Linked DNA regions of Mus musculus: region 1 is linked to region 2. The links are chromatin loops, found by intact Hi-C in ENCODE. Cell type or tissue: left cerebral cortex. All regions are shown on one strand. Each heading gives the region's core, and the rest is flanking DNA. Links, peaks and the distances in the headings are about the cores only.

Evidence for each region. A loop is a pair of places that touch in the nucleus more often than their neighbours do. Peaks named below come from ENCODE experiments on the same cell type or tissue, not always from the same donor. Only the 100,000 strongest peaks of a DNase experiment are listed, where the experiment ranks them.
Region 1: a loop joins it to region 2, with 2.2 times the contacts of the local background. A loop is called at or near these places in 30 of 42 quality-filtered maps.

What each region holds. Positions count from the first base shown.
Region 1 is chr9:40,842,999-40,851,475 of GRCm38, reverse strand. No RefSeq gene overlaps it. Among named protein-coding and RNA genes, the nearest start is that of Bsx, 27 kb to the left of the region's middle. In left cerebral cortex, for the core only: no CTCF peak of the experiment used is centred there; no DNase peak of the experiment used is centred there.
Region 2 is chr9:40,968,604-40,974,490 of GRCm38, reverse strand. It overlaps Crtam (cytotoxic and regulatory T cell molecule), which reads left to right. Exons shown (of 10, transcript NM_001281954.1): 10 at 854-1,693. The coding sequence ends at 978. Among named protein-coding and RNA genes, the nearest start is that of Jhy, 8.5 kb to the right of the region's middle. In left cerebral cortex, for the core only: no CTCF peak of the experiment used is centred there; a DNase peak (open chromatin) is centred at 962; H3K27ac peaks cover 272 bases.

The DNA.
Region 1 (8,477 bases), core at 2,814-5,313, 130 kb after region 2:
ACACACACACACACACACACACACACACACACGCATGTGAGTAAAAGAGGGGACTTTTTGTAGCACCTAAGACTGAGAGTCCAGGAGACAAATAGACAGAGAATGGGCTGAGCAGGGCAGATGCATATTCTCTTTGTTTTCTCTGTTTGATCGGTGTGTCCCAGATCTTTTGTGCACAAAACCTCACTTCTCCTTTCCGACTGAATCGGTGGCCACATTCCTTCCACTGTGGACTCACTGGCCTGTGAGGGTCTTGTCGCTCCACTTCAGGTATAAGGAATGTCTAGTCAGGTTGTTCTCTGTACTTCCCGTGGAGAGTGCATTGTGTGTGCCTCTGTGTGTGTGTGTGCGCGCGCGTGTGCATGTGCGCGTATGCGTGTGTGAGAGAGAGAGTTAGAAAGTGTATGGGGGAGTGTGTGTGTGTGTGTGTGTGTGTGTGTGTGTGTGAGTGTGTGATGTGTGACTGTGTGGTGTGTATATGTGTGTATATGAGTGTGTGGTGTGTGTATGTGAGGGTGTGAGGGTGTGTGAGTATGTATGCATGAGTTGTGGTGTGTGTGTGAGTGTGTGGGGTACGTATGTGTGTGAGGGTGTATGTGAGTGTATGGAGTATATATGTGAGTGTGTTCTGTGAGTGTGTATATGTGAGTGTGTGTGGTGTATGTTTGTGTGTGTTATAGCACATGTATGTAGGTCAAAGGACAACCTCACCTGTCATTCTCCTTCCACTTTGTCTGAGACAGGGTCCTTGCTGTCTAGCACTGAGTACACCAGGCCAACTCTCCCACAAACTTCTGGGGATTCTCTTATCCCACCTCTCATCTTGCTACCTTCATTCTCCATCACACCGTATGAGCGTTGGGACTACAGGTATGCAATTCTACATCTTGTTTTACATAGGTTCTGAGGAATCTGAACTCAGACCCTCAGGCTTGCACAGCCAGTACCAGGGGAGTCCTCACCCCAATCTCCTCCCCCATGGCATTTAGTGTGGTGATATAAGTGATGGCTCGCAGATGCCAGGGCTACGTGCCAGGTACCACAGCAAGGGCACAGCTGTTAGATAGGGCATGATGATACGGGTTTAAGTTCTGGAACTGCACTGAGCTGTGTGACTATGGGCAAGTCATTTGACCCCTGTGCACCTCAATTTCCTTTTTTTTTCCTTTTTCCAATTTTTTATTAAGTATTTTCTTCATTTACATTTCAAATGCTATCGCAAAAGTCCCCCATACCTTCACACCCCCCGCGCCACTCCCCTACCCACCCACTCCCACTTCTTGGCCCTGGCGTTCCCCTGTACTGGGGCATATAAAGTTTGCAAGACCAAGGAGCCTCTCTTTCCAGTGATGGCTGACTAGGCCATTTTCTGCTATATATGCGGCTAGAGACAAGATGCTCTGGGGGTACTGGTTAGTTCATATTGTTGTTCCACCCATTTCCCATTTATAATCCAGGGATCGTGACACCTGCCTCATAGGACAAAGATGGCGATGTCAGTGCTAGCTAGAGCCACCTTGTTTCAAAAGGATGAGGAGCAACCAGAATGCTCTTCATAAAATATCAAATGCAAAGCCAGGTAATGGTGGCACATGCCTTTAGTCCCAGCACTCAGGAGGCAGAGGCAAGTGGATCTCTTGAGTTTGTGGTCAGTCTGGTCTATAGGAAGAGTACCAGGAGTTGAAGAGATGGCTCAGCAGTTAAGAGCACTGACTATGCTTCCAACGGTCCTGAGTTCAGTTCCCAGCAACCACATGGTGGCTCACAACCATCTGTAATGGGATCCGACACCCTCTTCTGTTCTGGTGACAGCTACAGTGTGCTCACATAATTAAAATAAATAAGTTAAAAAAAAAAAGAGTACCAGGACAGACAGGGACACACAGAAAAGCCCTGCCTCAAGAAACAAAAGCAAAGTAAACAACAAAAACAAAACAATATATACATACATATATGTGTGCATATATATATATACATATATGTGTATATATGTATATGTGTATGTATCATATGTTAATTTTACATTATTTAAAATCATTATATAGCTATTGTATATACTATATAAATGAGTATATATATATAGCTATATAAATCATTACATAGCTACTATTACTCATTGTCAAGCAGAAGGTGCAGCACAGGCTACAGCAAGCTGCATAGCTCACTTGGACTCTTCCTCTCCTATTTGCTGATTTCACTTGTCTGGTTCCCGCGGACATTTGAATGAGCAGCCATGGGCTATAAGAAATGGAAGAATCGCCGGGCGTGGTGGCAAATGCCTTTAATCCCAGCACTCGGGAGGCAGAGGCAGGCAGATTTCTGAGTTCGAGGCCAGCCTGGTCTACAAAGTGAGTTCCAGGACAGCCAGGGCTACAGAGAAACCCTGTCTCGAAAAACTAAAAAGGAAAAAAGAAAAAAAGAAGTGGAAGAATCTCAATGTGGCATCTGGACTTGAACCCAAGCAGGTTGCAGGTTGCCCATTTGGGAAAGTGCTGCACTCTAATAGTCTGGCTCAGGTAGATGGTTGCTGCCATATGAGAGGAAATGTCAGCCCTCATTCAGGAAAAGAGTTCCTGGATTCCCACAAGGCTCTGCTGTGAGAGATCTGGCATGTCTTACTTAAGACTCTGGGCTTGGGCTCAGGCCTTTTCCTCTAATGGCCGATATTAATCTGCCTTTGGCATCTTAGTTACATACCCATCTTGAGCCTTCTGAGGCAGAGCTGCCCAGAGGCACCTTCTCGTGACTAAGCACCCCTCCGCTGCAGCTAAGCCCCACTCTGCACCATCAGGACCCTCCGTCTCTAGGGCACATCTAAGCTCCCTGCAGATAACAGGCAGACCGCAGAGAAGGCTTGGGGTTTATTACAGCACCAGCATCTGGATTGAACCTTTGCTCCAGTGCGGCAGTCAACTTAGCTCTCTAAGTGCAGCCAAGGGGCAGCAGAGGTGAGATGCAGTCAGTTGATGCTTGGTGTCCATGACAAATCTGTCCCTGCACACACAACATCCAAGGATGTTTGTGTCCAGTTCATAGGATGATGCATGGTCTACATACACATGGTTTGCTTGTTTGCTTGTTTGTTTTGAAGCAAGCTTTTATTCTATAGACAAAGCTGGCCAGAAAATCACTATATAGCCTAGGCTGGCCTCTAACTTATAATCTTTCTGCATTCGCCTCCCAAGTGCCGGGATGACAGGCATACAGCACCATGACCTTACCCCTAGATTGCGTACAATGCCTAATTTAATGCAAATGCTAAACAACTGGTTATGTTTATTGTATCGCTGAAAGCATGGTGACAAGATGTAAAACCAGAGAGGGGGCTGTGAGATGGGGCAAGATGTTGAGGAAGGAAGGCAGAAATCAAACATTTAAAGGAAAGAAGAGAAGAAGCCACTGGAAAGGGAGGAATACGTGGAAGAGATGGGAAGAAGAGGAATATGAGGATTAAGAAAACCAAATTACACATAAAAATGCCATAATGAGCCCTAATTCTTATATGCTGATTAGAATTGTTTTTAATTTTTAAATAAGCCAGACTTTGAAAGATGGCTCAGCAAGTCAAGGCACTTGCCACTCAGCCAGACCACCTGAGTTCGATCCCTGAGACCTGCAAGGAGAGAGCTAGCTCCCACAAACTGTCCTGAGACCTCCACTGTATACCATGGCATGTGCACTCCTCACAATGAAGTATGATACACAAGTACACACACAATCATTGGGAGAGAGGGGGGGAGAGGCAGGGACCGAGTGAGAAATACAAAATTAAATAGTGGTGTGGGGTAAACACAACAACAACAACAAAAAAATCAAACACATTTAGTATTTAGTTCAAGTGAATTTTTTCAAGTATTTTTCAATCTGATCATTGTGGGTATAGCTCAGTGGTAATATGTTTACTTGGCTTGCATAAGATCCTGGGGTTCTGAGCCAACAAAATGTCACTTGCTGTATCAGTGCAAAGACCTGTGTTCAATTCCTGAACCCCATGGTGGAAGAAGAGAAGAAACTCCTCTGACTTCCACATACCAGTGCCACATATCACACACACACATCCATACATCCATACATCACAACTACCCACACATCACACACATCCACACACCCACACATGCACACACATATCACACACAGAGACACACTTGCACACCCATACATCATACCTACCCATACATCACACACACCCATACATGCACACATCACACACGTGAACACACATATCACACAGAAGCACACATTCACCCCCATACATCACATCTACCCATACATCACACACACATACATACACAGAAGAAAGAAGACCCTAGGTTCCTTCCTAAGCACTGTTGAGAAAAATTAAATATTTTCAGTCTTTACTGGCTTGAATCTGTGGACATGAGACCTGCCTGTGCAGCACAGTACTTCTGGGTGCAGAGGCCAGAGCAGGAGAGTCAGGGCCTAAGTTTTGGCTTCCCTTCTGTTTGCTACCTCAGGCAAGTCCTTAGCCTTTTAAAGCCACCATTGCCCTTGTTCTTTAATATAACCAAATGGAATTAATTATAGTCCCTAACTTGGGCCACTGCAGTGATCAGGTCAGCCTACATAAATCATTGACCATATGAAACTTAAGTAAAAACTATTTTTGTTGCACGCAAATCAGTGTCTCAGATGTATGGATGTCATTTCTGCATCTGACCCCTGATTCCTTTGGCCAGTCATCCCCCATGGCCTTCCTCTGGGCTGGAGACAAAGGAAGAGCTCTCTTGGGGCTTTGCCAAGCAAATGATAACAGGTTGGACCCAATTAGGACAAGATCCCCAGAACAGATGCTGCTTGTATGCAGAGGAGGGGATAAAAGAATGGGTACCAAGGGCTTAGGACCTGCTCGTAGAAGATGCTAATTGATTTCTTGCTGATCATTTTTCCCTTAAATGAACAAGAAAGAGTGTATCTCTGAGGCTCGCGTGCTTCACAGGCTAACGTATATCTGTGTCCAGACAGGGGTGAAATTTGTCTTTGTTTTTCTTTCCATAAGACACCTAGTCTCATTTGTCCCAGGCAAAGATTTTAATCCCTGGCAGATCGTCAGAGCTAGATGTGGATAAAGGTTACCTTCAAAATTACATGGGGGGCACTGCATCTTGCACACTCTGAGGCTATCCAAAGGCCTGGAAAATCGAGGTGGGTTTGACATATTCTTGTGGGAGAGGGAAGAAAATGAAACCCTGGTGAGCCCTAGAAACCGACAAGACCCTGATTCAGTAGAAAGAATCTGCCTCAATGACAGGCGAGGTCTCTGTAAGAGTCACCCCAGCTTAGAATTCTTTCTGTTCCCTGTTTCCTTGCCTCTTATTGCTATGTCGTGCTGGACCGTATCAATCTGGTGACAGACTGCCCTTGAGAAAGAGCCTTGTCCTGAGCATAACATCAGACACTTACGGCAGGCCTGGCACTGTTCCCTTTGCATTTTCCCATTAACACATTTAATCCTCACAGAGATTCCATCATATAGGTGCAATTACTGTCCCTGAGCTACCTAGAAATTGAAGGGCAGAGGTCACATGTAGACTGAACTCAAAAGGCTGACAAGAGTCCCACACCTCTGCTCTTCCTGCACCCCCAAACCTTCACACCACACAAGCTGAATGTACTGTACAGAATTAAGGGCACAAACCATGGTGGTGCTGATGCCGTGAGTTTAGTGCTGAGACCTCCATAAATGCTAGTGAAGGAACCGACTGCCAACAAGTCACTGATTTGAAAGCTCTGACCTGGACTGGAGAAATGGCTCAGTGGTTAAGAGCACTGGCTCTTCTTCCAGAGGTCCTGAGTTCAATTCCCAGCAACCACACGGTGGCTCACAACCATCTATAATGAGATATGTAATAACACCTACAATAATCTTCTGACTTGGAGGCATACATGCAGCTAGAATGATGTATACACAATAAATAAATAGGTTTTAAAAAAAGTGGTAATCTGGGGCTGACTGGAGCTGGCTGGGGCTAGCTGGGGCTGGCTGGGGCTGGCCAGATGACCAGCCTGACAATCTGAGTTCAGTCCCCAGCAATCACATGGTGGAAGGAGAGAACTGTGTCCCTTAGTTTATTCTCTGACTGCCACAGGCACACTGTGACAGGTGTGCACACACTCGCACACACATAGTGAATAAAATGAAAAATACTGAAGCTCTGATTCTATCACAGCAGCTGACACCCACCTGGAGGTAACTCCAGGGTCAGGGGGGAAACTACTGGGGAGCTATGTCCCCTGCTTGGACTGCTAAGAGGTAGCATATGTCATTTGGGCTACTGAGGAGTACAGACAGCCTTGTGCATACAGGACAACTGTTCTACACTGAACTACATCCCCAGTCTCCTCCTATCTGCTCTTATTGTCACTTTCTGTCACACCCTCTATTCAAAGACTGATCATCTCCTTTTTTTTAAAGATTTATTTATTATATGTAACTACACTATTGCTGTCTTCAGACACTCCAGAAGACAGCATCAGATCTCATTACAGATGGTTGTGAGCCACCATGTGGTTGCTGGGATTTGAACTCAGGACCTTCGGAAGAGCAGTCGGTGCTCTTAACCACTGAGCCATCTCGCCAGCCCCTGATCACCTCCTTTTCTTCCTTCTTTCTTTTCCTTTTTACAGTTTGGAGTGTGTGCATGTGGTATATGAGCGTGTGCACAGGTGTGTGCAGGGGCACCTATGGGAGCCACAGGCTAATGACTTCCTCAGTTGCTTCGCCATTCACCATTTTGACTAGGCTGGCTGGCCACTGAGTTCTGGGGGTCTGCCGGTCTCTGCTCTGAAAGCCCAGATGCATTCCATTGTGTCCGGCTTTTCTGTGAGTACTGAGGGAGTACTGAGGACCCAACCTCCGGTTCTCACACCTGCGTGGCAAGCTCACTGGGCCATCTCCCCAGATCTCACTTCTTTTTTTTTTTTTAAGATTTATTTATTTATTTATTTATTTATTTATTTATTTATTTATTTGAGTGCTCTATTTACATGTATGCCTGCATGACAGAAGAAGGCGCTAGAGCCCATTATAGATAGGACCTCTGGAAAAGCAGCCAGTGCTCTTAACCACTGAGCCATCTGTCCAGCCCCCTCCCCCTACACAAATATCTCCTTATTAACTTTGGAATCATTATGACTTTGTCGTCCCCCTGAATTCCAGACTCCCCTACCTGTAATTGCTAGATTAATATTTCCAGGAAACAATTTCAATTGAGCCAACGCTTGGTACTTGGGATGCCTTTCTAAGCCCTTAGCTGCTTCCCCATCCTCCAAATGCTACACAGCCTGCAGCCTTGCTTTTCTTTCTCCTGCTAATGTATGAATTGACCATTGCTCCATCTCAGACACAATTTTGCATATTATTATCTTATCTCAGAGTTTGTTACCTTGTAGTCCCAGGGTCTGGGCATCTGCGGTAGGACAAAATATCAGAAGACTCTCTTCTTATAAGTTTTCATTTTTAAATTTTTGACAATTTCGCACACATATGAATTGGTATATGCACTCCGATCATTCCCTCTTAACCCCTCCCAGATCCACTTCTTCCTATATAGTCTCTCTGCTTATTTCATGCTTTTTTGTTTGTTCTTCATTTACGTCTTGTGCAGGTAGCCACAGCTGCTGAGTGTTCGTGATTACAACAACCAAGTCATAGCTAGCTTGGTAACACTCCTCTTACCTTCCCACCCCTTCTTCCTCAATGTTCCGTAAGCCTTGGAGAAGTGATGCAGATAACCTGATTAGGGCTGAGCACTCAACAGTCATTCCCAGCACTTAACCAATTGTGAGAGTCTGAATTAATTGTTTACCGTCAGGCCCAGGATGAGAGCATCACTATCCTGTGCATAGAAACATAAGTGTTTAGAAGGCAATTTGGCTATAAGTCACATCAAAAGTAGTAAGTTCCCCACTAAGGCATATGACCTTCTTAGTCATAAGCTTTTGATCAACTATACAAGGTGTACTGGCTGGTTTTGTGTGTCAACTTGACATAAGCTGGAGTTATCACAGAGAAAGGCGCCTCCCTTGAGGAAATGCCTCCATGAGATCCAGCTGTAAGGCATTTTCTCAATTCGTGATCAAGGGTGGGAGGGCCCCATTGTGGGTGGTGCCATCCCTGGGCTGGTAGTCCTGGGTTCTATAAGAAAGCAAGCTGAGCAAGCCAGGGGAAGCAAGCCAGTAAGTACCATTCCTCCATGGCCTCTGTATCAGCTCCTGCTTCCTGACCTGCTTGAATTCCGGTCCTAACTTCCTTTGGTGATGAACAGCAATGTGAAAGTGTAAGCTGAATAAACCCTTTCCTCCCCAACTTGCTTCTTGGTCATGATGTTTTGTGCAGGAATACAAACCCTGACTAAGACATGGGGCATACATTCCCTCTCATGGAGTGGGCCTTGGATTCTAGCAGAAAGTGGCTGGTTACCCAATACCCATCCCCCACCCCAAATAGTCTTGTCACT
Region 2 (5,887 bases), core at 1-2,500:
GGCAGGCAGAAGGTGACGTGGGGGAGCCTTCCATCTTCATAGGCAGAAGGATTTTTCTCCTGGGCTCAGATTTCCATTTTCTTCCTGTGTTCGTCAGGTTTGGTTTGGTTTTCACTGCTGTAGCAAAGGACAGACAAAGGAAAGACAGCTTTATATTAGCTCTGACTTTCAAAGGTCTCAGTCCACGGTTGTGGGGAGAATATGGTGGAATGCGGAAGTTTGCATCATGGCAGCCAGGAAGTGAATGAAGAGCGAGAACCCAGTTGCTCATGGGCTTCCTCATTTTTCTTCCTTTTATCCCACTGGCCCTTGCCTGTCAGTTGGTGCTTCCCACACGCAGGCTGTACATCACTCTCACTAGAAACAACAGATACCCAAGAACCATGCTTTACTGAACTTTCTAGATGTTTGTCAGTCCAATCATGTTGACAGCCAAGATAATTAGCATAATCCTCATTGCCTCAGTGCCTCAAACCCAACACTGCAGCCACATTGTTTTAGGCTTTCCAGAGATCAGTGTCTGCGGTCATCTCCAGCTCCAGGCTTTGAGAGTTCGGCCCCAACCTAATGTTTCCCACAGGCCTTGTTATTTTCTACTATGTGATTTTGCTGAAGACAATGTGTTATTTTCTGCAGTTGAGTATTTTATTTCTGTTTGGCTAGCGTATTGCTTATGTAATGTAAGTTGCTTTTTTTTTTTTTTTTAACCAAGACTCAACAATGTATTTAGAACATTCACATACGTGAGATTGTTGTAGGTTGGGTTTTATAACTAAAGCATGACCTCCGAGGAGCTTCAAATACACGGGTGCAACACTGTTCAGAGCTCATCTCTCCTGTGTGTCTCTTTCAGCTCCCCAGTCTAAGCGTTGCATGAACTACATCACGCGGTTATACTCGGGAGCCAAAACAAAGAAGAGTGCCCAGCACTGGAAGCTCGGAGGCAAGCACAGCCGTGTCCCGGAGAGTATTGTGTAGTGTTCCCTGCAATAGAAGATAGGATTTCAGGGCAGCCGCATCAGGCCCTGGAAAGGATCGTAAGTACTGTGACATGAAAAAAAATAGAATGTCCATTGAGTACAATTCAAGACAGTGTCCATTGAGCCAGGGCAGCCACATGAGGACCAAGCCATGGACAGAAAGCTCCTCGCTGAAAGGAAAACATAGAAAGAACCTATTATGACTGACACTACCTCAGAGCTGGAGAACTCTGCTAAGTCGTTTTGGATCAGGGTCAAAATGACCAGTGAGCAGCTGACCTCGAAGGGAACAGCTTTTTAGACCTGGGGCTGGAGTGGAACTGTTTGAATTGGTTTAAAATCTTTCCTTCTGGTCAAGAAGAACTTAAGCATGAGAAGTACCCCAAGGAGACCTGAGATGCCAGCAGCCTGCTTTCAAGACAGCCTCTCAGAAGAGGCCTGGTGGGCAACAGAGAAATGTGGGATGTTACAGCACGCAGTGGACATGATGCCCCAGAGAGCCACAACTCTCAACTGAGTTCAACTGACAAGAGGCTTCCTGACTAACCATGAGCCAACCTGACGGGCCACTTTTATCCTAATTACACCATGGTAAAAGTAGGGACAGAAGCAAACCGTGAGTTTGGTTGACAGACTGTTGAATTTGTGACTGGCTTTTAGAATTTTAATAAAGACCAGAATGTGTCTTTTTAGAGGCTGTCATGCCCATTGATTATCTGTGTGAAAAGTCCTTTATGTTAAAAAAAAAAAAGAAAGAAAGAAAAGGAAAAAAGAAAAGAAAAATTTAGACGAAATAGCAAACTGACTTCATAGAAATGAAACATTTCTCATTAGTTGGATCTGAAAAAAACAGCTTGCAAGTGTTACATGAACACACCTGTGCATGCTGTACACACCCATGAACACACTTATACATACTTACTTGTACCCACCCCTATATACAAACAAATATACACACACACACCTGTATCATGAATGTGTTATTGTAGACCCCAGCTCTTCCTGGTCCTATCCCTCCTATGATAATTTTTTTTCCATTTAACAATCACAAAATTGTAGCAAAATATAAAGACAGCATAGACCTTCCTCGCTTATTTGAGAGTGAGTGGGCCTGATACTCAACACCTTTTAAGCCCTTTGATTACCCCAAGAAAGACACCTATCACAGCAGAGCAAACTTCTAAGTCAGGAAAGCAGCATCGCTGTCTTCCACTCACAGTCCTTGGATGCTGTGATGGTTTGAATGAGGATGGTCACCACAGGCTCACATGTTTGAATGCTTGGTCACCAGTTGGTGGAACCGCTTGGGAGGGATTAGAAGGTATGGCCTTGTTGGAGAAGGAGTGTCACTGGGGATGGGCTTTGAGGAATCCCAAACCAGGCCCTGCCTCACTCTCTCTTCCTGCTGCCTACCAATCAAGATGTAAAACTCTCAGCTACTGCTCTAGCAAGATGTCTGTCTGCTTCCTACCGTGATGATAATGGCTAACCCTCTAAAACTATTAGCAAGCCCTCAATTAATGGCCTTCTTTTATAAGACTTGTCTTGGCCATGATGTCTCTTCATAGTAATAGAACAGTGACTAAGGCAAACACCAACCAAGCTTTTCCTGTTGTCCCAACTGTCCTGAAGGCCCCAGCTGGCTTCTCACTTCATCTTCACCTCTGTCTGTTTCTGTTTTCAAGGCCTGGGTGTTTGCAATACAGGGTAATTATTTCACAGAGCAGCTCTCAGTTGGGTTTTGTCCAATGTTTCTTTGAGATTAGGTTCAAGTAACACTTGTCCTGGGCTCTCAAGGAAGCCTGTTGAGTTTTACTTTCTTGTGTATTATTAAGGATAACTTGAAGAGAAGAAAAGATAGCCACTGTGGACAATACAATGGGGGGGGGCACCTGAAGAAAGGAGGGGTGTGCCTTCAGAGAAATCACTTGAACAAAGCCGATACCTAACCTTTGTGCTTCGGTGGGCTGGTGGCAAGTTCTCCACTATATGATTTGGTCTGACACAGCCTACATGACAAGGAGCCAGGTACTGGATAGGACCATACATTTATCTTGCAGCTTTTAGGGGAATGGGCTGCAATGCCACAGAATGCCACAGCCTTATAATTCTATCCCAGAGAGGAAGGGCTGATTGTGGGGAGATGACAAGTCTCGAAGAGAGTCTGCAATGGACTCTGGCATTTAGGATCCAGGATTTGTGATAGTTGCCATGGCTTTTGAGGTATCATCATTGTTGGATCCTCTCAATGGACAGAACTTTGAATTATTTCTATACGTGTATGTAATGTGTATATGTGTGTGCATGTTGGTGTATGTTTAAATCTGTCTATTGAAACCATGAGCTTATTCTTTTTTTGTATTCATAATTCCATCCTCTGAGAGATGTTTTTGTATCCCCAGTGTATTTGCCAATTTATCAGTTCCCTTCTTGGAGGTCATCTCCCAGTTCCACCAGTGCCCATTGCCCTTAGATGTCCTTCTCCGGCAAAGGCTCCATGTCTTTGCTTCCTCCATGTAGGTTCTCTGCTCCTTAAACATGGGTTCTTCGACCTCACATGTGTGGCCCCTCTGTGTGGAAGCCTTTGACATGCACACAGGTGCACAGACACTGCTGTGTGCCAGTCTTCTCACCCATTCAAACTGAGAGTGTGGGCAAGGGTAGCTCCATGTGGAGCACTGACTCCTTCCTAGGCTGGGGCTCTCATACTCTCTCTGGAGCTCCACTTGTTCCTCCTCACACTCGTATGGCCTCCTGCTTTGTCTTCATGATGGAACTGTTTGGGAAGAGTGTACCTGTAGGGGGTTGAGAGGAAGGGAATGAGCCAGGTACCCTGCATTCCAAGGGAGTTTCAGTGTGCAAAGACATCTAGACGTGGCATGCCATTCATAGTTTTGTAGCATCTCTGTGCCCGTCATCCATCAGGCCAACAGCAGTTTTAAAACAATACAGAGGGAAGCACTCTTACCTCAGAGTGGTGCTAATCATTGTTGATTAAGCATACGTTGGCCAATTTTGAGTCTATGTTTGCAGCGAAGCCTCCCGCAGGTTGCCTCCGGTGACTCCCCCAATTTCTCCAGGCCCATTATCAGGAATCAAGTGAATGTACCAACAACTCAGCAGCATGCAGAGTGGAGAAAAGCCCTGAGCCAGAGTTGTCAGAATCCCCCTGTCAGGGGTTCCCCAGTTCAATTCCAGCGGCTGGTGTCAGAAGATTCAGGGAAGCGTTTGGAATCAGTATTTTCTAAAGAGTCTACCGCCTGGTAGGGGAACTCTGGGGAAGCACCAGCCAGACATTTTCAAAGAGGAAGTGAACTGTGAATCCTGCAGTCGAGGTGATCATGGACTCCTGGTTATCACTTTAAAATATTCATGCCAAGCTTATGCGAACAACTAAGGATAGACACTGTACAGCAATCCAAGACTACCTGGCCTCAATGCCATGGCCCCTCTATTGCTGTAGTAAGAGGACTGCAGGGGACATTTAGAATGGAATGAGGTGGTGGGAGCTGTGTTTAATATCTTTCATTTGCCCTGGGAGAGTGATGATTTGGGCTACAACGCTGTGACCCCTTTCCATCTCCCTGGAGAGAGTGTGAAGTACCAACAGATGTGAGAGAGCAGCAAACGTCCAGGGTTAGCAGGACTGACTGCATTCCTCAACTCTAGTTACAATTCAGGTGTTTTTCTCTTTCTCTGGTTCTGAAATTTATCTGCTTCATTCTTGCATCTGTTTAAGTGGACGTTGGAATATCCTCGGCAACTTTTTGTTTCCCTCAAAGCTTTGAATCTAGTTTATTAAATCCCTTGTATTATCCAATTGAGTATATCATCTATCTGTTGCAGAGAAACTTTCCAAGAAAACAGTTATATTTATCAATTTCTCACATGCCAGTAATTCCTGGTCTAATTTTACAGATAGAATATTCAAATTAGGGTCTGAGAGTTTATGTCAAGCATTAAAATATATTTTGAGGGAAACTGATATCCTACAAATATTAGTAGAAGTTTTGAATGAGAAAGAAAAGTTTCCTGGGCTGGCGAGATGGCTCAGTGCGTAAAGGTCTCTGCCACAATCCTGATCATTTGAGTTCAGGATCTGGGACCCACATGGTGGAAGAAGAGAATGGACCCTAGAAAGCTGTCTTCTGACCTCCAGATGTGTGTCATGGCACACTCATCTACACACACAGAGAGAGAGAGAGAGAGAAAGAGAGAGAGAGAGAGAGAATAAATATCTGCAATTTTTTGATGATGTAAGTTGCAATAATGGAGTGCCTGTAGCTTTATTTAATCCAGTTCAAATGTACCTTAATCACAAAGAATAGTCCCTGTGGTATGTGGGAGGAGAGGGGACAGGACCTCCCTGGCACCATTTCCCAGGACACCAGATTTTTCAAGTCCCTTGTATAAAACATTGTGAGATTCACTTATAAACCACATACGTCCTTCTGAAAATGTAAATCCCCTCCAGATTATGAGTGACATTTAATGTGATATAAATGGTGCATAGATAACACTTTGCAGTCTATTGTTTTTGGCATAATGACAAGAGTTGTCTGTCCACGCTCAGCACAGAGGCGACCTGTTTTTACAGCTAAGATTTGTTACATCCGTGGGTGTAGAATAAGTGTGGCAAAAATGCAATGACGTAAAACAACACTGTTCTTGATAGATTTCTGGAATATATTTTTGTTTATTTACATATTTCAGGAGGCTGTTGTTGTCATTGTCGTCGTTGTTGTTGTTTTGTGACAGGGTTTCTCTGTGCAGCGCTGGCTGTCCTGGAACTAGATCTGTAGACCAGGTTGGCCTGGAACTCAGAGATCTGCCTGCCTCTGCCTCCGAGTGCTGGGATTAAAGGTGTGCACCACCACTGCCTGGCTATTTTACATATTTGAGACAGG